Linked DNA regions of Homo sapiens: region 2 is linked to region 1. A link is an interaction called in ENCODE POLR2A ChIA-PET data of the cell type or tissue named here. Cell type or tissue: Panc1. All regions are shown on one strand. Each heading gives the region's core, and the rest is flanking DNA. Links, peaks and the distances in the headings are about the cores only.

The links. ChIA-PET counts read pairs that join two places held together with the same protein. Peaks named below come from ENCODE experiments on the same cell type or tissue, not always from the same donor. Only the 100,000 strongest peaks of a DNase experiment are listed, where the experiment ranks them.
Region 2: POLR2A ChIA-PET joins it to region 1 with 8 read pairs; 3 of 35 experiments call an interaction of 5 or more read pairs at or near these places.

The regions. Positions count from the first base shown.
Region 1 is chr6:3,291,800-3,303,104 of GRCh38, forward strand. SLC22A23 (solute carrier family 22 member 23) reads right to left here. Exons shown (of 10, transcript NM_015482.2): 5 at 6,292-6,419. Among named protein-coding and RNA genes, the nearest start is that of PSMG4, 39 kb to the left of the region's middle. RefSeq lists an enhancer at 4,906-5,406. In Panc1, for the core only: no CTCF peak of the experiment used is centred there; a DNase peak (open chromatin) is centred at 5,442.
Region 2 is chr6:3,639,611-3,650,915 of GRCh38, forward strand. The region is part of intron 2 of LOC100507336 (a long non-coding RNA gene); the gene reads right to left. Among named protein-coding and RNA genes, the nearest start is that of PXDC1, 110 kb to the right of the region's middle. In Panc1, for the core only: no CTCF peak of the experiment used is centred there; no DNase peak of the experiment used is centred there.

The DNA.
Region 1 (11,305 bases), core at 3,047-7,046:
AGACTTCCGAGAAGAAAATTTCAATGTCCATTAGCAAGTCCATATAAGTTTAAAGTTTTAAAAAGTATATACCCCAAACTGAACTCCTGATATGTTATTGTTTACTAAGTATGATGTTAAAGAAGCAATAACAACTGCATTATGACCTGAGCTTTTTAAATAAAATTAAACCTAGAACCCAGTCTAAAAAATTGACTGTAGTCTGCAGAGGTAACTGAATTCTTCTAAGTGGAATTAGATTAACCTTTCCAGGGCTATTGATATGTTTTCAGGAAGCACATGAAGCGCTTCCTCCCATGTCTGGCAGAGTCACTGTCCAATGACTTTGTGCTTATCTTACTACCAGTTACTCACATCACCAGCCTGTCAACAACAGCATGAAGCTTCCGCAGCATTATATCTGTTCTTCTGGGCCTCAAATCCTCGAGTGCTTCTGGAGGCCGTGCCGAGTTCTCCCATCCGGCCCTCAAGGCAGCGCTCTATGTTATAGGACACTTCAGATGGTTCTAACACCCTCAATGGTAGCTGAATCCAAGAGGCCTTTTTGTCTGTCCAGGTATCAGATGGACATCTAGAGACTTCTCTAAACTCCTCACACATGGAAATGAATGGGCAACAGGGAGCCCGGCCAGGTTGTGGGACACTGGCATCTAGGATTTGCTGCTGCGAGCACCCAGCTCCCATGCTCTCCTCGAGACAGAGGAGGAGGAGGACACATCAGCCTGCTTGACTTAGAGCCATCAGAAAATTTTCCAACCAAAACCCACGTCGAGCCGACTGAATTTTGATGAGCCAGGTATGTCCAAGGCCATCCTGCAGCCCCTGTGCCTCCACATTTTCACGGATCCCCGTGTGGTCGGGGCTGAGGTCTGGGTGCTGTGAGGGGCCCGATGAGCCTGGGCAGGAACCCAGCTTCTGCACTTCCGGCAAAGCTACGCTCTCCTTGGAAAAGCTACGCTGTCCTTGCTCTGAGCCCAGCTGCTCGTCTGTGAAGTAGGATGAAGCGCTGCCTTGAGGGCCGGATGGGAGAACTCGGCGCGGCCTCTGGGAGCACTCGGGGAGCACGTGTCTTCCCGCCCCGTGCTCAGTGAGCCCAACATCTCCCAGCTTCTCTTCACCAACAGAGGGAGGGAAAGGAGGCCCTGATGACCCTGCTGACCCGCTGGGAGGAGGGCACGGCCTCTCCACATTTGGCCATCTGGTGTGAGAGGTAAACCAGGCCTCCGAGGACAGCAGAGGACGCAGTGGCCACTCGCCCAAGACCAGGCTCAGGAGGAGCAGGGAAAACACACGCAGAGGAGAATTGGAATTGGCTTGCGTGGGGGTATGAGATAAACCGGCTTTGTTGTCATCCTAGTGGACGATGCTAGTGCGTTAGGGGTGAAATTGGAAAAACATCAGTTATAGAGACGGAAAGCAAGAAAAGAAAAAGGAGGAGGACAAGGAGCAGGAGGAGGAGAAAGAGAATGAAAGGGAAGAAGGGATGCTGCCATCTCTGCCACATGAGTCATTAAAAAAGCACACCAAACGCTCCAAGGAGGCAGCCCTGAGCCCCACACCCGTGTTGGGAAGTAGAAAAAGCACCTGCTGCCTCTTCCCCACAGCCCCTCACCCCTCCGGGACGGATTTAGAATGGGGCCACTCGGCCACTCGAATAAATGTGCTTGAAAGCAAGTGGAAGATAAGCGTCCACAGGAGTCTTATCACGAAGTCACCTCAGACAGCACAATCTTCAATGTCTAGCCAAGCTTTCAACAACTGACCGGGCACTGCCGACCTCTGTCATCTCTGTCCTCGTCTGCCCAGACACAGGCTCCACCTAACCTGAGCCCTCTGAGTGAGCCGTGGCGGTCGCCTGTGGAGTGAGGGCCCTGTGCAGCCTGCCTGGGGTCATACCTTGCTTTCATCACTTACAGGTGGTGTGACTTGGGCAAGGTACCTAGCGTGGAACGTGGAGGTGGCCTGACATATCCACCCTCTCGTCATCTTAGGATCTGAACAGATTGTTAAGGCAGAGTGAGGCAGGCCAGGACAAAACCCAAGCTCTGTCATTGCTAGGGGTAGTAGGGAGCCCCACATGGGGCTAAGATGGGGGCGCTCGGATCACACAGACTCAGCCGTGCATCCTGGCAATGCTGGGCAGGTTGGCTTCTCCGGGGTGAGGTGTGGGGCTGCCCGGAGAGGACTGATGCTGAGGACGGAGGATGCCTGCACCCTGCACGTGGCTCCCCACAAGGAAGAAGACAGGAGTGCATTTGCCGTCCTTCCCCTGGGGCTAGCCTGACACTGAGAGGTATCATGGAGTTACTGCTCCCCACTGCTCAGCCTCTTTGGGCCCGTTCTGTTCCTGTAAAGTAGGGAGAATGGCTCCTCTCCCTCATGAAGCTCAGATGCAGATGAGATACATATGAAGCGCTTCCTCCGATGCCTGGCAGTCACTGTCCAGTGACTTTTTGCTTATCTTACTACCATTTGAGCATTCGACATTCTACATTGAGTTACATTACTACCATTTGAGATTCTACAAAATCTGAAGCCTGAAATGCTCTAAAATTGAGAATCTTTTGAGCACCCACATGATTCTCAAAGGAAATGCTCACTGGAGCATTCAGATTTGGGATTTTTGGATTTGGAAAGCTCAACCAGTAAGTATCATACAAATATCCCCAAATCCCAAAACATCCAATCCCCAAAACACTTCTGGTCCCGAGCATTCTGGATAAGGGATGCTCAGCCTGTGAAACTGAAGGCACAGTGCCGTGTGTGGCACTCATCCCGGGTCTCGTTTTTGCATTAGGCTGCTGGCCACACGGCCACATTGGGAACCAGCGGGCCTTCTACTCCTGCTTTAAACGCTCAAAACCTCAGGAACTAATGACACAGGAGTGCTCTCAGCAGTTGGGCACGTTATGTGATATGAAGGTTGCAGGACTGACATTGAGAGAATGATGCTCAGGAACACACCCACATATCTAAACTCAGCTGCACAGGCCAGTAAGAACTTCACACTTGCTAGGAGATAAACCAAGGACAGCTTTAAAAGAGAAAAGGAAATAAGAAATTTGAGAACATCAGGTTTTCCCCCGGCATAAGTCCAAGGTTAGGATGTACTGATGGGGCAGTGAGCAGCCCCACTGGACCCCTACACGTACCTCCAGCCAGGCCCGAGACGCTTACTTACCCAGTGGCAATGCAACCGCAATCCTAACCCTTCCTTCCTATAGGAGTCCTGGGTTCGTTTAGCCCATAAATATTCATGGCACACCTGCTACGCGTCGCGTCAGGCCTTCGGCTGGGCTGCTGCTGGGGGCACAGAAGTGTCTGGCTCTACAGACGGGCCCTGCCTTGCCTGGCCTTGCCGCTCTGCAGGGGTGACAGGCAGTAATAAGGAACCCTGCAATTACTCGTCGTAGCTGGGATGAGGGGAAGCGGGGAGAAGTGCTGAAGTTGTAACAGTGAATAACTGGGGGCTGACTTGGTCTCTGAGGAGCTGGGCAAGGCAAGAGTGGGGAGCTGAGAGGACAGGGAGTGTGCACCGGGAGGGACCTGTGGAGAGGGAGACGGTGGTGTGTCCTGGGAGCCAAACGAAGGCCAGGGTGTGAGGTGGTGGGAGGCAGAGATCAGAGCCTCTGCAGTGGCCTGGAGGACCTGGGGTCTACCCGAAAGGCACTGGGAGGCACTGGAGAGGCTTGAAGCCGGTGGTGATGTGATCAGATCATGTGTGACCTGGTGGCAGGGAGGATGGAACAAAGCTGGGAGCCCAGCCAGCCGGCCAGGGCGCGAGAGGGTGACAGACACGAGGCTCGGAGCAGGTGTTGGCTGTGGGATTAGATGGGGTGATGGGAGGAAGATTCCATGCAGAAAACTGAGCCTGGGCAGAGGAAGCTGGAAGTGGGAGATGTAGCAACTGAAAGACACGCTGCCTTCCCCCACACTCAGCAGCCCTGCCAATCGTGCTGCCATCAACACATCTGACAGCTGGGGGTGGAAGAGAGCAGAGTCCACTGTGAAGGGCTGCGGGGCAGAGCCACCACCTGAGGACCGCTCCCCAAGGAGGTGAAGCCTCTATCCTCTTTGTTAAGTCACATGTCACCAACTGCCTCTCACCCAGCCTCCTGCCTGGGACTCTGGAAAGGAAATAAGCACCAGCAAAACTCATAAGCAAAGAAATAAATTTTTAAAAAGGATCTAATACCACTTTCCAAATATAGGAGGGAAATGAATCAGTGTAATTAGGATTTGAGAAAACAAGCTATTCCCAGACAATATTTTAACGTGAAAGAAGCAGAGTGTGATGACTTAATTAGGGAAATGCCACAAACAAATTGTACTGTAAGCCTAAGAGCATTAACCTGCTAACGAGTGAGGTCTGGGGAAATCTGGGAAAGCCATCTGGACCGTCCAAAACGAGCAAGCATGGCCCCGCTGGAGAAACCTGGATTGAGTACTCACTACTCAGCGCAGGGAAGTTTGTATCTATCCAGAGCTCTCCCTCATGTTAGAGCAGCGTGGCAAAGCCACCCCTGCTGGACTTTGCACCCCTGCTGGACAAGTCCTCGCTCAACTTCTTAGCAGCTGTGTGACCTCTGGAAGCTGCTTAGCCTCTCTGTGCTCCCGTTTCCTCATCGGCAAACGGGGCTAATTATAGTGCCTCTCTCATAGGCTGTCATGGAGAAATAATACACGTGAAGCACTTGGGGGCTAAATATTAAATATGAATTAATATTTGCAAATCACTTAGAAAAGGAGCTGAAATGTGAGTGCCATGTGAGTGTCATCGTGTTTCTCGTCACTGTCCCTGGATAAAAAGGGACCACAGATGCACCAGCACTCAGCACCCTTCATGTCAACCAGACCTGGCTCATGTCCTTCTTCTGTCCAGCGAAGCAAAAGCTTCAGGCGTCCCTGGGTAGGCCCCACCCCACCCAGCACGTGGTCCAGCCTGGGTGACCTGACTCTCACGGCCCTGCACAAGTTGAGGCAGAGGGTGACATCCTGGCTGAGCTACGGCAGCACCAAGGAGCTTCTAGTGACCTAGTGTCCCCGATCTTCTGAACTGGGAGTCTAACGAGAGGCCTGTCCAGGTACCAAGGGCTTCTCTGATTTGGGGTTCCCGTGCATCCCTTCCCATCGTAAATGGATACCTGCAGGGCACATTCTCCCACCTCACTCAGGCCCCTGCACCTGTGCCCCTGGAGCAAAGCTTCCGCAGCCACTCTGACTGTAGTCCCTCCCTGCCACCCTCTATCCCACAGCCCTGCTGTTTCATCCCTCCTGACGTATGCACGTGTAACTTCCCTGTCTGTGTGCCCCACCTGCCTGCAAGTTACGTGAGAGCAAGGCTTTGCCTGTGTCTTCTCTGCTCTAGAATAGCGCCTGAAACACAGCAGGCATCTAGTAAACACGTGTTGGTTTACTGAATGAATCATGATCACAAGCATTTCTGGTCAGGGGGGAAAATGAGCATATTCTCTCTTGGACGATGGCCTGGAGGTTATTTTCCCAGGGAATTTTATAGCAACAATTTATCCCAGGTCTTCAGTGAGGGCAGTGAGTCAGAGCTTGGGCCGAGACCACCAGTGATCTTCAAACGGAAATCTGTATACCACTTGCATCAGAATCTCTTCTAGTGCTTATTAGAAATGCAAGTTCTCAGGGCTTATCCCAAATCTAACAGGTCAGGATCTCCAGGTGCCAGGGAGAGGCCCAGGAATCTGGATTTTAACAACCTCCTGGTGATACGTGGATCCCCAGGTTGAGAACCCCCACCTAGCTGTGGTAACGCTCCTGACACGCAGGAATTCTATGGATCTGAACGACTATCCAAAAACACTTCACCTTTCCTGTCTTCAGCTGCCCAACAAATAGGTCATGGCCAGGTAAAGACAATGGTGGCTCTCTGAAGGTCATGCTCAGGAAAGCTGAGGTCACAGGGGCCATCTACACCCTGAGCCAGCGCTCTGGCAGTGTTTAGACCTGGCAGGCAGGTAGGCTATGGGCCAGACAGCCAGATATTCCCTTGAGCAGTGTATATTGGGCTCATGGCTCGCTTCTGCATTTAGACAGGAGATGAGCAGATCCAGAGTGTGCTGGACTTGATCATGAAAGAAACCAACACCTAGAAAATGGAGAGAATGTCAAGGTTGCCACATTGCCCTTGTGCAGGCCAAAAGGTCACAGGAGAATTGCACAGCTGGTTAAAACAGCTGTTTGTGCAACAAAACCAGCCCAGGTGTCAGGGACCTGCCCCGTGGAGCCTCTCTGAGCCCTGCCAGCCCGCGGTGTGCTCACCTGGTATCACACCCTTGATGTCGCCCTCAGGGTTCATGCGATTCTTCTGTGTGAAGTGGAGGATCAGCCTCTTTGCAGACTCAAACTGCTGGGTGGCCATTAGCCACCGGAGGGACTCGGGGAATATCCTTTAAAGACACAAAGGGGATCAGTGAATGTCTTCCGATTCTGCACGGCACCGGGAAGTGTGGCTTAGGTGTGGCCCGGGAGCTTCCCAGGCAGGTGGCGGTCAGTCTCCAGACACGCATCAGCCCAATCAGGGGAGATAAAACTGTGGGCACTGAAACGTTCCCAGTTTTCTTTTCCAAAGAGTAAAAATCAAGACCTTAAAAATGCTTAACAAAAGTTAACCACATGTTCTCACCCACGTATGGAAGCTTAAAAAAAAAGTGATCTCATAGAAGTAAAAAGAAGAACAGAGGATACTAGAGGCTGGGAAGGGTGGGGGGAAACTGGGGATAGGGAGAGGTTGGTTGAAGGATACAAAATTATAGCTAGGTAGGAGGAACAAGTTCTAATGTTCTACGCCACTGTAGGATGACCATAGCTACTAATAATATACAGTTTCACATAGCTAGGAGGAGGATGTTAAATGTTCCCGGCCGGGCGCGGTGGCTCACGCCTGTAATCCCAGCACTTTGGGAGGCCGAGGCGGGTGGATCATGAGGTCAGGAGATCGAGACCATCCTGGCTAACAAGGTGAAACCCCGTCTCTACTAAAAATACAAAAAATTAGCCGGGCGCAGTGGCGGGCGCCTGTAGTCCCAGCTACTCGGGAGGCTGAGGCAGGAGAATGGTGTGAACCCGGGAAGCGGAGCTTGCAGTGAGCCGAGATTGCGCCACTGCAGTCCGCAGTCCGGCCTGGGCGACAGAGCGAGACTCCGTCTCAAAAAAAAAAAAAAAAAATGTTCCCAACACACAAAAAAGTGATATTTGCGATGATGGGCATGCTAATTACCCTGATCTGATCATTTTACATTCTATGTACTGCACCATCACTGTGTACCCCATAAATATGTACGATTACTATGTGTCAATTACAAAAATAAAAAAATAATTTAACAAATGTAACAGAGTAGCGGATATGAACAACATTCTACCAGCTGTGTCAAGAAATCAGTGTATACCTTTCAAAGTAACCATAGATTTCTAAAGCATGGAGAAACAATTCACGGAAGCCTGCTGATTTTGTTGTATTTTGTCACAATAAATAGTAATAGAATGATTTTACGTTTAAAAAATTACTTCCAAATATGACCAACCTGCAGTTATTTTCAGTTTCGGAACCTGAAGGCTCACTGTCCCGGGGTTTCCTTCAGAGCTATTTCCACGTTACTGCTAACCGCCTGTCACTGTCCCTCAGACGATGCCACAACGCAGTGGTTTTCGAGTTTTACCAAAGCGACAGAATCTTTTTCTTTTTTTAAAAGATGGAATCTTGTGAGGAGCCCCAATACAAAAAAACTAGTGTTTTATTATCAATTAATTTTATAAATTTACATTTATGACAATATTTACAAGCTGCTCAAAGAGAACACCGTGACTGCGCAGAGCAGGAGTTGGCACGCTATCTCTGCAAAAGTCCAAGTCATCAATATTTTAGACTTTGAGGGTGAAATGGTCTCTCCTCATCTTGGCCTTGTGGCCTGAGTGTGGATGTATGGGAGTGGGTGTGGCTATGGGCTAATAATACTTTATTGCAAAACAGGCAGCTGACCCTTGACTGTTTGGGAGAGACAAAAAGTAGAAATCAAAGCTCAAGATGACAGTCCTAGCTTCTTGTAGCCCTCAGTGTTCTAGTTATCACTCCACTTTATTTTAGTTAAATTGTATCAGGAAAGTCACGACTGATGCTGGTAAGAAGTTATTGTAAGTACCGAACACCTGCTTTGCAAGCTCAGGATAGACTTTTTTTTTTTTTTTTTTTTTTTTTTTTTTGAGATGGAGTCTTGCTCTGTCACCCAGGCTGGAGTGCAGTGGTGTGATCTCAGCTCACTGCAACCTCCACCTGCTGGGTTCAAGCGATTCTCCTGCCTCAGCCTCCCTAGTAGCTGGGATTACAGGAATGTACCACCATGCTTGGCTAATTTTTGTATTTTTAGTACAGATGGGGTTTCACCATGTTGGTCAGGCTGGTCTCGAACGCCTGACCTCGTGATCCGCCTGCCTCGGCCTCCCAAAATGCTGGGATTACAGGCATGAGCCACCGTGCCCGGACTCAGGAGAGTTTTAAAATGAATCTAGCAGCTAGAAAAAGTATTAATGGTGTTTCCCTCACCCTGGCCCAAATTCATATGTTGGAAACTAAACCCCAATGTGATAGTATTAAGAGATAGGGCCTTTAGGGGTGATTAAGTCATGAGAACGGGAGGCTGAAGAGAGGTGCCTTGCCCCTTCCCTCATGTGAGGACACAGAAGGCTCCATCTATGAGCAACACACGCTTGCCAGACACAGAATCTGCTGGTGCCTTAATCCTGGACCTCTCAGCCTCCAGAACTGTGAGCAATAAATTTCTGTTGTTTATAAATCATCCAGGGTAAGGTATTTTGTTGTAGCAGCAGGAACAGACTGTGAGAAGCAGAAAATTTTTATTTCAAAGTCACATCACTATCGATATCTAATAATTACTGCCTCCTTCATACCTATTTGAAAAAAGTCCAAATTTCTATTTGCTTGTGACTGTGTTTTACATGATGAAGTTGTTCCCACTGAATTCGGTGGTACCTTTGGGATGGTCTGATCTGAATGATAACTCACTCTGGAAGACTTGGGAGCTTCTTGAAGAGCTAAAAGCTGTCCTGCTGAGCAGGTGTGTGGAATGCAGGAGGGCCGTGTGGAATGGACAGAAGGTCTCTGGTCATCTCACATGGAAGTCCCAAATACATTTGCAGGCACTGATTTTTTTTAAATACTCAAAGTTAATGTTTGTTTTCCTGGCCTCTAGCTATACAAAATTAATTTTGAATAACATAATCCAAGGAAATAGAAACAGATACATGACATTAATATTATATATATTCACATTTTGCTGTATTTTAAAAATCAGATCTTTTCTTTATAATAAAACAACCTAACACAAATGCCACCCCCCATAGTTTAAGTTCTGATCTATAGTATTTCCATCTTTCTGATGCGTTTGGGTTTAGTATCTTTTTCTAATTTCTCAGGATAGACATAGAGGTCATTATTATTAATTTTCTCATAAGTGTACTTAAGACTTCAAAATTCATCTAGATATTATCATTTGAGATACATTTGTGATTTGATTCTAAATATTTTGTGATTTCTATGAGAATTTTTGCTTATCTAAGAAACAATATATGAATATATATAAATACGGTAATATGACAGCGCAAGCGATTTCGCAGGTAGTCTCTACAGTTTTGAAATACGGCATACAACGTGGAAATTTGTGTCCTTTCAAAATAATTAAAATTTATTTATATCAAACGCTTACGGAACTCCATGGCAGGAAATGGATTTTGAAAATCAAGACCATAAATGAAGAACAAGGCCCAGATGACCCAGCAGAGGAGGAGCTGCAGCCCCACCTTCCAACCCCTAGGGCCACGTACCCCAAGGGCCACTGCCCAGGGCTGAGGGCGCAGGTGGTGTGAACGAGCAGGGCAGAGCTTCCACAAGAGGACATAACTTTTTCATTGCCCCAGCAATCTCAAGTCCTGTTCCTTGATTTATCCTCAAGTGTTACCCACAGGGTGGGGAGAACCGCGGAGATGTGCTCACTATACACAGTTTTGAAGCCAGGATAGGAGGTGACAGCCCAGGGAAAATCCAAAATGCGGCATATTTGAGTATGGACATTTGAGTGGTGCCATTTTGCCTTCAAGATAAAGCCCTTGTAAAACGAGTTGGAAGAATTCCTTCTGTTTCGTTTTTTTGGGGAATAGTTTGAAAAAAGTTGGTATTACATTTTTAAAGTTTCAGTAGAATTCAGCAGTGAAGCCCTCTGGTCCTGGACTTTTCTTTTTTGGAAGACTTTTTATGACTGATTCAATCTCATTACTTGTTATTGGTCTGTTCAGCCTTTCTATTTCCTCTTGGCTCAATCATGGTAGGTTGTATGTGTCAGGAATTTATCCATTTCCTTTAGGTTTTTGAATTTATTGGCATATAGGTATTCATAGTAGTCTCTGATGATTCTTTGTATTTCTGTGGCATCTGTTGTGATGTCTTTTTTTGTTTCTGATTTTATTTATTTGGGTCTTCTCTGTCTTTTTCTTAGTCTACCTAATGGTTTATGAATTTTTAAAATCTTTTCAAAAAACCAACTTTTTGTTTCATTGATCTTCTCTATGGTTTTGTTAGTCTCAATTTCATGTATGATTGCTTTGATCTTTATTATTTCTTTCCTTCTACTACTTTTAAGTTTGGCTTGTTCTTGCTTTTCTAGTATCTTGAAATACATCATTGGGTTGTTTATATGAAATCGCTCTAGTTTTTTGATGTAGGCATTTGTTGCTATAAACTTGCCTGTTAATACTGCTTTTGCTGTGTCCCATAGGTTTTAATATATTGTGTTTCTATTTTCATTTGTATGAAGAAATTTTTTAGTTTCCTTCTTAATTTCTTCCTTCACCCATTGGTTGTTCATGAGTATGTTGTTCAATTTCCATGTATTTGTACGTTTTGAATGTTCCTCTTGTTATCTGATTTCTAGTTTTAGTCCATTATGGTCAGATAGGATACTTGGTATGATTTTGATTTTTAAAAATTTTTTGAGACTTGTTTTGTGTTCTACCATACAGCTGATCCTGGAGAAACTAAAACCTTCTGCACAGCAAAGGAAACAATCAACAGACTGAAAAGACAACCTACAGAATGAGAGAAAGTCTTTGCAAACTATTCATCTGACAGGGGATTAACATCTAGAATATATGAGGAACTCAAACACCTCAACAGCAAAAAAAGAAACAACCTGATTTTTAAAATGGACAATAATCTGAATAGACATTTCTTAAAAGACACAAATGGCCAACAAACATATATTAAAAA
Region 2 (11,305 bases), core at 3,820-7,819, 350 kb after region 1:
AAAGAGCTCAAATGTCCATCAAGTATAGAATGCACACAAATACATTGTTCATATATTCCTATTAAGGAATACTCTATGGCAATAAAAATGAACTTCTATAAGCAAAAAATAGATTAATCTCACAAGTATGAGGCTGAGCAAAAGAAGCCAGACATCAAAAACACAGCCAGTCCGATTCTACTTATATAACATGCAAGATCAGACAAACTCATCTGTGATGCTAGAAGTCAGAAAAATGTCATCCTTGTCAGGGGTGGTGAGTGAGAGGGCGAGGAAAGCACTTCTGTGGTGCATGCGGGCCAGGCTCTATTTCTCATCTGTGTGGGATTTTATTGCTGTGTTCACTTTGCAAAAATTCATGGAGCTGTGTACTTACCATTTGTGTGCTTTCCTTTTTTTTTGCTTTTGCCTTTTCTTTTCTTTTCTTTTTTTTTTTTTTTTTTTTTGAGATGGAGTCTTGCTCTGTTGCCCAGGCTGGAGTGCAGTGGCATGATCTTGGCTCACTGCAAACTCTGCCTCCCGGGCTTAAGCAATTCTCCTGCCTCAGCCTCCCGAGTGGCTGGATTACAGGCGCATGCCATCATGCATGGCTAATTTTTGTATTTTCAGTAGAGACAGGGTTTCACCATGTTGGCCAGGCTGGTCTTGAATTCCTGGCGTCAAGTGATCCATCTGCCTCAGCCTCCCAAAGTGCTGGGATTACAGGCATGAGCCACCGCGACTGGCCTGTGTGCTTTTCTTGATATATGTTACACTTCAATAAAAGTTGTTTAACTTAAAAATAAACACATAAGAACAAATGGTTTTCAGAATACACACAGGGGCCTCCACAGAAAGAAGCATGAGTGATTTTTGAAAATCTTTTACATAGCAGTGTTTTCTGGGTTTTCTACAACTAGAACACTTTGTTTAATCAAAACTTATTAAATACATCCTTTAATATTATATTTTAGAGTAATAATGACATGGACACGTAGATGACACATTAAGTTGAAAAAGAAGATTTCAAAAACAGTAGGCTCAGATGCTTCAACATTATAAAAGTCATGTATGAAAAGCCCACAGCTAACATCATGCTCAGTGGTGAAAGACTGGAAGCTTTTCCTCCAAGATCAGTAACAAGACAAGGATGCCTACTTTTGTCACTTCTATTTGACATAGTACTAGGAGTCCTAGCTGGTGCAATTATGCAAGAAAAAAAATAATAAAAAGCATCCAAATTAGAAAGGAAGAAGTAAAAGTATCTCAGTTTGCAGATGACATAATTTTATATGTGGAAAACCCTAAAGAGTTTATTTTTGAAAACCTGTTAAAACTAATAAATGAATTTACCAAAGTTGCAGAATACAAAATTAACACACAAAAATCAGGTGCACGTATATACACTAACCACAAACACTTCGAAAAGGAAATAGTTCTACTGGGGAAAAGACCTGAATAGACAATTTTCCAAAGAAGGTATTCAAATGGTCAGCAGGTATATGAAAAAAGTGCTCAACATCACTAATCATCAGGGAAACAAAAATCAAAACCACAATAAATGCCTCACACCTGTGAGGATGGCTAATATCAAAAAGATAAGAGATAACAAGGATTGGTGAGGATGTGGAGGAAAGGGAACCCTTGTACACTGTTGGTGAGAATGTAAATTCATACATATAGTTTGGAGGAACCTCCAAAAATTAAAAATAGAATTACCGTACGACCCAGCAATCCCTCTATTGGGTATACACCCAAAACAAATACAATCAGCATCTTATGCAAACATCTGTGCTTCTATGTTCAATGCAGCATTATATACAATAGCCAAGATATGTGTCCACTGATAGATGAATGGACACAGAAATTGTTGTATATATGCATACAATGGAATATTGTATTCAGCCTTTAAAAAAAAGAAGATACGGCCATTTGCAACAACATGGATGAACCTGGAGGACATTATGCTAAGTGAAATATGCCAGGCACAGAAAGACAAATACTGTGTGATCTCACTTATCTGTGGAATTAAAAAAGTTGAACTCATAGATGTAGAGATTAGAATAGTGTTTACCAGAGGTGGGGGTGAAGGGGATAGGGAGATATAGGTCAAAGTGTACAAAGTTTCAGTTAGGTAGAAGGAATGAGTTCTGGAGATCTATTGTACAACATGGTGACTACAGATAACAATAAGGTACCATACATTTGAAAATTGCTAAGTCAGTAGGTTTTATATGTTCTCACCACAAAAAAAAAGTATTTGAAGCCATGGATATGTTAATTAGATTGATTTAGTCATTCCATAATATATACATATATCAAAATATGTTGTACACCATAAATGAATACAACTTTTTAAAACATTAAAGACATGTAAGAAAATAATAAATAAATATAAAATGGGCAAATGACTTGAATAGACATTTCTCTAAAGAAGATATACAAACGGCTTACAAACAATGAAAAGATGCTCAACGTCACTAATCATTGGGGAAATGCAAATCAAAACCACCATGAAATACCACTTCAAAGCCATTAGTGTGGCTACCATAAGAAAAACAGGTATTAACTGTTGGCAAGAATGTGGAGAAACTGAAACCCTTGTGCACTGTTCTTGGCAATGTAATATGATACAGCCACTGTGGAAAATAGTACGGCATTCCTCAGAAAATTCAACATGAAATTACCATATGTTCCATCAATGCCACTTCTGGACATATACCTACAAGAACTGAAGGGAGAGTCTTGACATATTTGTATACCATGTTCTTAGCGGTATTATTCACAATAGCCAAAAGGTGGAAGCAACTCAAGTGTTCATCAAAAGATGAATGGATACACAAAATGGGCATACACATACAGTAGAATGTCACTCTGCCTTAGAAAGGAAAGAAATCCCGTCATTTGCAACAACCATGTGAGCCTGGAGGATATTACGCTAAGAGAAATAACCCAGATACAAAAAGATAAATACTGGGTGATTCCACTCAAATGAGGTTCCTAGCGTGGTCATATTCATAGAGATGGAAAGTAGAAGGGGGGAGTTATTCGAAGCTAGGAGGAGGGAGGAAGAATGAGGCGTTACTGTTTACTGGGTATGAAGTTTCATTTTTGCACGGTGAAAAGCGTTCTGGAGATGGAAATGGTGATGGCTGCACAACAACGTGAGCGTTCTTACCACTCAAGCATACACTGAAAAAAATGAAGACAGGATCCCAGCACTTCGGGAGGCCAAGGCGGGCAGATCATGAGGTCAGGAGATCGAGACCATCCTGGCTAACACGGTGAAACCCCATCTCTGCTAAAAAATACAAAAAATTAGCAGGGCATGGTGGCGTGCGCCTGTAGTCCCAGCTACTCGGGAGGTTGAGGCAGGAGAATGGCGTGAACCTAGGAGGTGGAGCTTGCAGTGAGCGGAGATTGCACCACTGCACTCTAGCCTGGGAGACAGAGTGAGACTTCATCTCAAAAAAAATGAAGATAGGAAAGTTGATGTTGTGTGTATTTCAACTACAAGTTCAAAACCCCAGCAGGCACTTACAAACTCAATTTGATGGGGAGGGAAGGATTTATATGCAAAGAAAAAATATAAGAGATCATAAACTAAAATGAAAATTGTCAAGCAAGATAAAGAAATAAGGCAAATTGTTAACAATCATTGAATCCATGGGGTAGAAATATCAATGTTTGTCACATTATTTTTCAACCTTTTGGGGATGTTTAAAATTTGTATAATAAAGTCTAGGGTAAAATGATAATGGTAAGTATTTCTGAGTAGTGAGATTATGGGTATTTTAGAATTTTGTTTGCAGCAGCATTCTTTTCTGTGAACTTCAAACCTTTTTCTTGGATGTTTATTACTAGTATTTATTAATTGAAAGAAAGATTTTCAGAAAAATTGGTTTATGTCCTGACCCTATTTCCTTTTTGCTGCAGGTGAAAAATCTCATTTCTCTGGTTCCACTGGAGAATGAGGGCCCCTAAGCATGAACTGCACTCACCATCCTCTGCCTGGAGTGTGACCCCAGGGTGTTCCATGGGGTTGGACAGTTAGAATAACAGTAACTAATAATATTAACAACTATTATCAAAATGTTACTTAAAAGAATAATACATTAGAGCAGTTTCCAGGGCAATTCCTACAATAACACTGCTTCCACTCACACGTATGTGAATATGTTTTTTTAGACAGAAAGGGATGGCGTTACAGGGATGGTAAGGAGATATGCATCCAACATTGGGTGCCACTCCCTCCCTGGTGGTAGGTAATACACCAGTCACATCTCTGCAGTGAATGGTTTGATACTCCCCCACGGTAGCAGAATTTAAACGGTGGAAGCAGCCAGGGTCACTTCACAAAATGGCACCCATGGATTTTTCTTGCTTTTTTTGCAGATTCCTTTGGCCATGCTCCTGAAATCCACTGCCTTCAAAAGCCCACAAAACTGCCCTTACGAAGCAGTCGCAGCAGTTCAGAGACCATGCCCACCCCACACCTCCCTGCAAGCCTGGCCTCTTCACGGACCTAGGCCATCCCGACCTTCAGGGAATGTGGTAATAGAGTCTATGGCCCGCCTGTGGGGACTGGTGACCTCCAGATGTGCATGCTTCAAAAGAATTACTAGAAGACAAAAGTGAAAAAGAGAAACTCAGGCATCTTGCATGTTTGCTAAATAAATCAATAAGCAAATAAATGATTGAGTGAAAGAGTGGGCTCTGCAATGTGATGGTGGAGCAGGATTTAAACGGTGGAAACAGAGAGGGTCACTTCTCCACAAAATAGCACCATGGAGTTTTTCTTGTTTTTTTGCTTTTTTTTTTTTTTTTGCAAAATCCCTTGGCTATGCCCCTGAAATCCGCTGCCTTTGAGAGCAGAAATCTGGCTGTTGTGTGTGTGCATGTGTGCCCTGGGCTCTGCCTCCTCGTACAGGCACCTATTGATTGAGGGAGGGAATTACCGTTTTTTTCTGCACTATCCTTCCTCCCCCAACCCGGGGGCTGTGATCTCAGCATATTAATGGCTAAGAAGACAAAACAGTGGTTTAATTAGTGCTGTAAGAAGCCCAGGGCTAATAGGAACCAGAGAATATTTAGTTCTGGGTGTTCTGGGTGATCTTTTCTTGCCAAAAAGCTGTCCCTTTCCCAACCAGGCAAAGGGACCGGCTGGTGTGTGTGTCGCTAATTACAGCAGTGACTCAGGCGCTAGACAGCCCTGTGACTTCTGAAGAAGGAAGGCACAGCCCTGTGGGCGTCGGGGAACACAAGCAGGTGTTGTAAGTAAGAAGTACCAGGTCCAAATCTGAAATGGGCAGTGGAGAAAGGAAGGAGCTCTAGAAAACAAAGAATCATTACTCAGAAAATGGCCAAACGCTTCAACATTCTGTTCCTTTGCTGAGTGATGGGTCACCCTCAGTATCCCCATTTGGGGTTCAGAAAATACCAACATAGTAGAGTTAGGGGATACTCCTGCCTCCTCTCTCATAAGGCCTATCTCAGAATAGTTTTTCATTCATGGTGGCTGTTTTTAAGCAAGCAATACTTCTCTCTCTTCTCTATTCTGTTACTTATGGGCATCCTCAGCTTACTTTAGATTTTATGCAGTCTTGGATTTGTCTAGTCTGTGTATAAATCCAGCGTCTCCAGTCATATTATTAATTCCTCAGAGACAACGATTCTGATCAAAACTTTCCTTAAAACCTTATTGCCTCAGCACCTGGATAGACACATGTAACCTAAACAATTCCTCCCAGTTGAATCAAAAGAAAGATTTGGGAAAGCTACATCATTTCTGGAGCCTGGTACAAATTAAAAATGTGGGGCCCCTTATCAAAAGAGCAGAGAAAAAAAAAGAGTGACATTAAAAGCACTAAAATATAAAATTTATTCCTCTTTCCTGTGGTCTTTCTGCTGACCTGACTCGGTGCTTTTTGTTTGTTCTTTAAACTTCTTCTAGGTAAATAAAAGTTAAAAATTTAAATCATTAGCATGATTTTTTTTCTGTCCATCTTTACAATGTGCCTTGGCAGTTTTAAATGCATATATGAAAGCATTTAACTTGTCTGAGGAATCATTGAAAGGACATACTCCCTATTTTGTAGCTAATACTTGTGTGTGTGGGTATTCCATGTTTGCCAGACAACAGAAACACTGCACTCAGCTGTTTTTTGTTTGTTGGTTGGTTTGTTTGTTTGTCTTTTGAGACAGAGTCTTGCTCTGTCACCCAGGCTGGAGTGCAGTGGTGCAATCTCTGCTCACTGTAACCTCTGCCTCCTGGGTTCAAGCGATTCTTATGCCTCAGCCTCCAGATTTGCTGGGATTACAGGCGTGTGCCACCATGCCCAGCTAATTTTTTGTATTTTTAGTAGAGACAGGGTTTCACCATGCTGGCCAGGCTGATCTTGAACTCCTGACCTCGTGATCCGCCTGCCTCAACCTCCCAAAGTGGAGATTACAGGCATGAGCCACCACGCTCAGCTGTTTTTATTTCGCTTCTTGACACGTGCACATTCTGCCAACACCCTGTGCCTTGGGCTTACTCGTGGGGAAAGGAAACACCGAAAGGAGAAGGAACCACAGTTGTCTTGTTTTTCCCCTTTCCTTCTATGACATTTTTCAGCATAAGTGATTGGTTAATACAAGAAGGTGGCCGGGCGCGGTGGCTCACGCCTGTAATCCCAGCAATTTGGGAGGCCGAGGCGGGCGGATCACGAGGTCAGGAGATCGAGACCATCCTGGCGGACACGGTGAAACCCCGTCTCTACTAAGAATACAAAAAAAATTAGCCAGGCGTGGTGGCGGGCGCCCGTAGTCCCAGCTGCTCCGGAGGCTGAGGCAGGAGAATGGCGTGAATCTGGGAGGTGGAGCTTGCAGTGAGCCGAGATCGCGCCACCGCACTCCAGCCTGGGTGACAGAGCGAGACTCCATCTCAAAAAAAAAAAAAAAAAAAAAAAAAAAAAAAAAAAAAAAAGAAGGAATGTGGCAGGTTTCCCTGGCTGTTTGTGTTTCTTAGAACAGCTCTACCTTCTTTCTGCAAGCAAGTCCTGCTTCAAGGGGGAGAGTCTAGAATTTGGGGGCTGTCAGTGCCCGACGTACTGAGTCTCGGATGGGATGTGTTTTTACCTTGCACCTGCTCAGGCTTCCTGGAGTCCTGTGCTTCCCGGGTCCACCAGAATTCTGTGCTCATAAGGGCATCCCGAGCGCCATGTGCGAAGTGGGTGGCCGGGGCCGGGGACGTGCGTATCGCTCAGGTGCTGCTGTACTGTCCCACCAGGCTTACAAAAATCTCAGAGACGCGGTTAGGAAGATTTCAAGACAGCAACGACAGAGCCTTAAACCGAGCACAGGGCTCTTCCGGGTGTGGGGTCTCTTGTGACTGCGCAGGTCATCCATCCAAGAAGCCGGCCTTGAATTACAGAGAACAACTGAAAGACCGAAGAGAAGCCAGTTCCGCTCTCAACAGCCACAGGGCGGATGATGCCTTCCCCCAGAAATTCACCAACAGTGCACGAGGTGCCCATGAAGAGAGCCCACAAAACTGTCCTTACAGAGGAGTCCAGGCAGTTCAGAGACCATGCCCAACCCACACCTCCCCTCAAGCCTGGCCTCTCCACTGACCCCGGCCACTCCCGCCTTCAGGGAATGTGGCAAATAGAGTCTGTGGCCAGTCTGTGGGGCTGGTGGCCCCCAGATGTGCACGCTTCAAAAGAATTACTAGAAGACAAAAGTGAAAAAGAGGGAGAAACTCAGGCATCTTGAACGTTTGCTAAATAAATCAGCAAACAAATGACTGAGTAAAAGAGTGGACTATGTGATGTAAGGGAGCACTTGTGTAAAAATTACTGATCAACATCTGTTGGAGCCGTTTGCAAATTTTGAGAATAGTCTCATGGAAAACAATGCAAGTGAAAAAAAAAAACTCTGGGAAAATCGAAGTTGTACAAGAAATGAAATATCACCTTAATACAATACTTGTCTCAACAGTGGACTATGTAGTAAAAAAATCCTAAGTATTAACTTGTTTTTAAAACATGCTGATCTAACTATTTGGGGACCTAAGGAGAGGCAGGCATAAGAGAATTAAATAACCATCTAGGATAACACAAAATAAACAGAATATGTTTAATGTTGATGAATCAACAAATAGAAGAAAAAACATTTATTTAGAAACATGAAGGTAATTAGCAAAATAAAATGATAAAGAAGTTAATATGTGTTTGAGCAGGTTTGGAAAGTGGGGATGAGTGAAGAAGAAACATAAACTGATTGGTATCATTTTTATTTAATTGTTTTTTTGAGACAAAGTCTCACTCTGTCACCCAGGCTGGAGTGCAGTGGTGTGATCTCTGCTCACTGCAACCTCCGCCTCCCGGGTTCAAGTGATTCTCCTGCCTCAGCCTCCCAAGTAGCTGGGATTACAGGTGCCTGCCATCACGCCTAGCTAACTTTTGTATTTTTAGTAGAGACGAGGTTTCATCATGTTGGCCAGGCTGGTCTTGAACTCCTGACCTCAGATGATCCACCCGCCTCAGCCTCCCAAAGTGCTGGGATTACAGGCGTGAGCCACCGCACCTGGCCTGATATTATTTTTAAATAGTGTGTTACTTTGATAAACATTCTAATGTCACAAAAAGTTGAAAATAATGGAATAAATAATAAAGATCAATGTAGAGACATATCAAAAACTTTCCAACATATGTTACTAAGTGAAAAGGCAAGTATGGCTCCCTGTAATTCTATATATCTATCTCCAAAAAGAAAAACAAACACTGAGCTGGTAGCAGTGGTGTTTCTTTTTCTTTTTCTTTTTTTTTTTTTTTTTTTTTTTTGAGACGGAGTCTCACTCTGTCACCCAGGCTGGAGTGCAGTGGTGTGATCTCAGCTCACTGAAACCTCCACCTCCCAGGTTCAAGTGATTCTCCTGCCTTAGACTCCTGAGTAGCTGGGATTACAGGCGCCCGCCACCACGCCTGGCTAATTTTTTGTATTTTTAGTAGAGACAGGGTTTCACCATTTTAGCCAGGATGGTCTCGATCTCCTGACCCCATGATCTGCCCACCTTGGCCTCCCAAAGTGCTGGGATTACAGGGGTGAGCCACTGCAACTGGCCCTGCAGTGGTGTTTCTAGAAGATGCAATCATTAGGACTCTCACGTCCTATGTTATCTGTCCTGAAATGCTTGAAACTCGTTTGCAATGAATTTTTGTATATTACTTCTGTAAACCAAAGAAGAATAAGATAACCAAAAAAAGAAAATCTCTTAAAGAACTGGGGGAAAAAAAGTGAGATATGACCACATGAACAGCTCTAGGGGTGGCCCAAGTATGTAGTATCACATTTTAGAGTCCACTGCAATAGCCTGGTTTATCTATCCCCAGCACCAGCAGGTGTCTTGCAAAATGAGCCATCAATGTCCTAGACAGCTGAAAGTAGCTGTTTGAGGGTAGCTTTCATTAACATTTGACAAACACAAACCAGCTCCATTTCTGGCCAGGTGGTGTGCTAGGCACAATGGAAGTAGTGAGATGCATCAGAAATGATCTCCAGTATTAAATGGGGCGTGGTGTCATGGGAGAAGCTTCCCTTTCTTAGTGTCAGAACACTGGTTTTCTTCAGAATGGCAGCACACCCAGCTAAAAGACCCCATTTGCTAGTCTTTCTTATGCTAAGAAAGATTGCTTTAAGAGAGCTGATTTAGCCTAAAGAAGGTATTTTTTTCCCCTCTCTTCTGCCACTCTGGGACACGGATATGATGGCTGGTGCTCCAGAAGCCATTTTAGACCATTAGGAAAGCTTCTGTCCAGAAGTCACAGATGGAAAAAGACAAAGGAAAGTGACAGGACTATGTGTCCCTGATCACACCTTGGACCTACTTATGACTGATCAGTGAGCCTTTTTTTGCTTGTGAGAGAAATGTATTTCTATCCTGCTTCTGCTATTGTTACTTAGAAGTTTTCTGCTATGCAGGCCAAGTCTCAGCCTCGGTGATACTGAGGCAGGAAAATAGGGTCTGGAGGCAGGGAATATAAGGCCGATTCACACTTCAGCTATGACAGGAAATATCCACTCCATAGGGCGTACGCCGTAGATGACTTTGTAACTTTACTTCATGCTCTTCATTTACATAGGGCATACTCCAAGTAGAGGGTATTTAAACTCCCCAAAATTCTGGAACGGGCCTTTGAGCCCCTATGCTCAGGACTGCTCCAACACTGTGGCGTGTACTTTCATTTTCAATAAATCCATTCATTCCTTCCTTGCTTTGTTTGCACATTTTGTCCTATTCTTTGTTCAAGATGCCAAGAACCTGGACATCCTCCACTGGTGCCAATACTGTGCCTTTGGCAGCTGCCCCTCATGCTGTGTCAGTTATGTCGGTCCTTTGAGGACATACAGACCAAGAAAAACATGGTTTCCAGTTTTCCTTTGGAAAAAAAAAAAACTCTGAGGAAGAGCTTTGAACTGGAATGGGCATAAAATTATATTGTACCCCAGATTCCCATCCTGCAAAATAAGGGTAGCAGTGGAATAAGTTCCTCCTTTAATTTCCTATGGTAGATTATTCTGGAAAGTGTTTAGTCCCAACGGTGTCTCCTTACACATTGCTTATCTGCAGCTCACCCACACTGTATTAAGAGAAGGGCTGTGTGTGTGCGGGAAATGCAAACTCAAGTGGCATCCTGGGCAAAACAAGATTAGGAGAGCGAATCTCTTGCAAAGGCAAGTCACGATGCTCTCCACAACCCGGTGTCAATGATGTCCAAGTCACCTTCAGGCAGCAGGCTCACCATGCTCAGATCACCTGCCAGTAACAGGGCCCAGCCTCTGAGAGGTCTCCTGAACCTCCACAGCACCCGCTCTGTGCTCAGCAATGCGATACCTGTGGAAGGATTGCCCAGGTGGCAGACATGGTTCCAGTCTTACTGAAGCAAACAAGTCATCTCTGTGGAAGTGGCTGTTCAGCATAGTATGGGTCCAAGCTAATGCAGTGTCCTCAGGCCTCAGAAGCCCAGGGTAGAATGAAGTCCACACTTGCCTGGCACCCATTTCTCCCAGCCCCACTCCTGTTTCCCAGATGGGCTCTGCCACAAAGCCAGCCCCTGGACCCACCTCAGCTGTAGGCTGGGATCCACGGCCCGCAGGCTGTGGCGCAGGGCATGGCCTAATCCCCTGAGAACGCTGCTGCACCGAGAGCACACAGCCCTGCGTGGTGCGTCCCCCCAGGGTCCCAGGCAGAATGGATGAGTGTGGATGGGGCGAGGAAGTGTGCACAGGCTGAGGGCAGGGCCCCTCACCACCACTTAGTGTCCCAAACTGCCAGTTGGGCCTG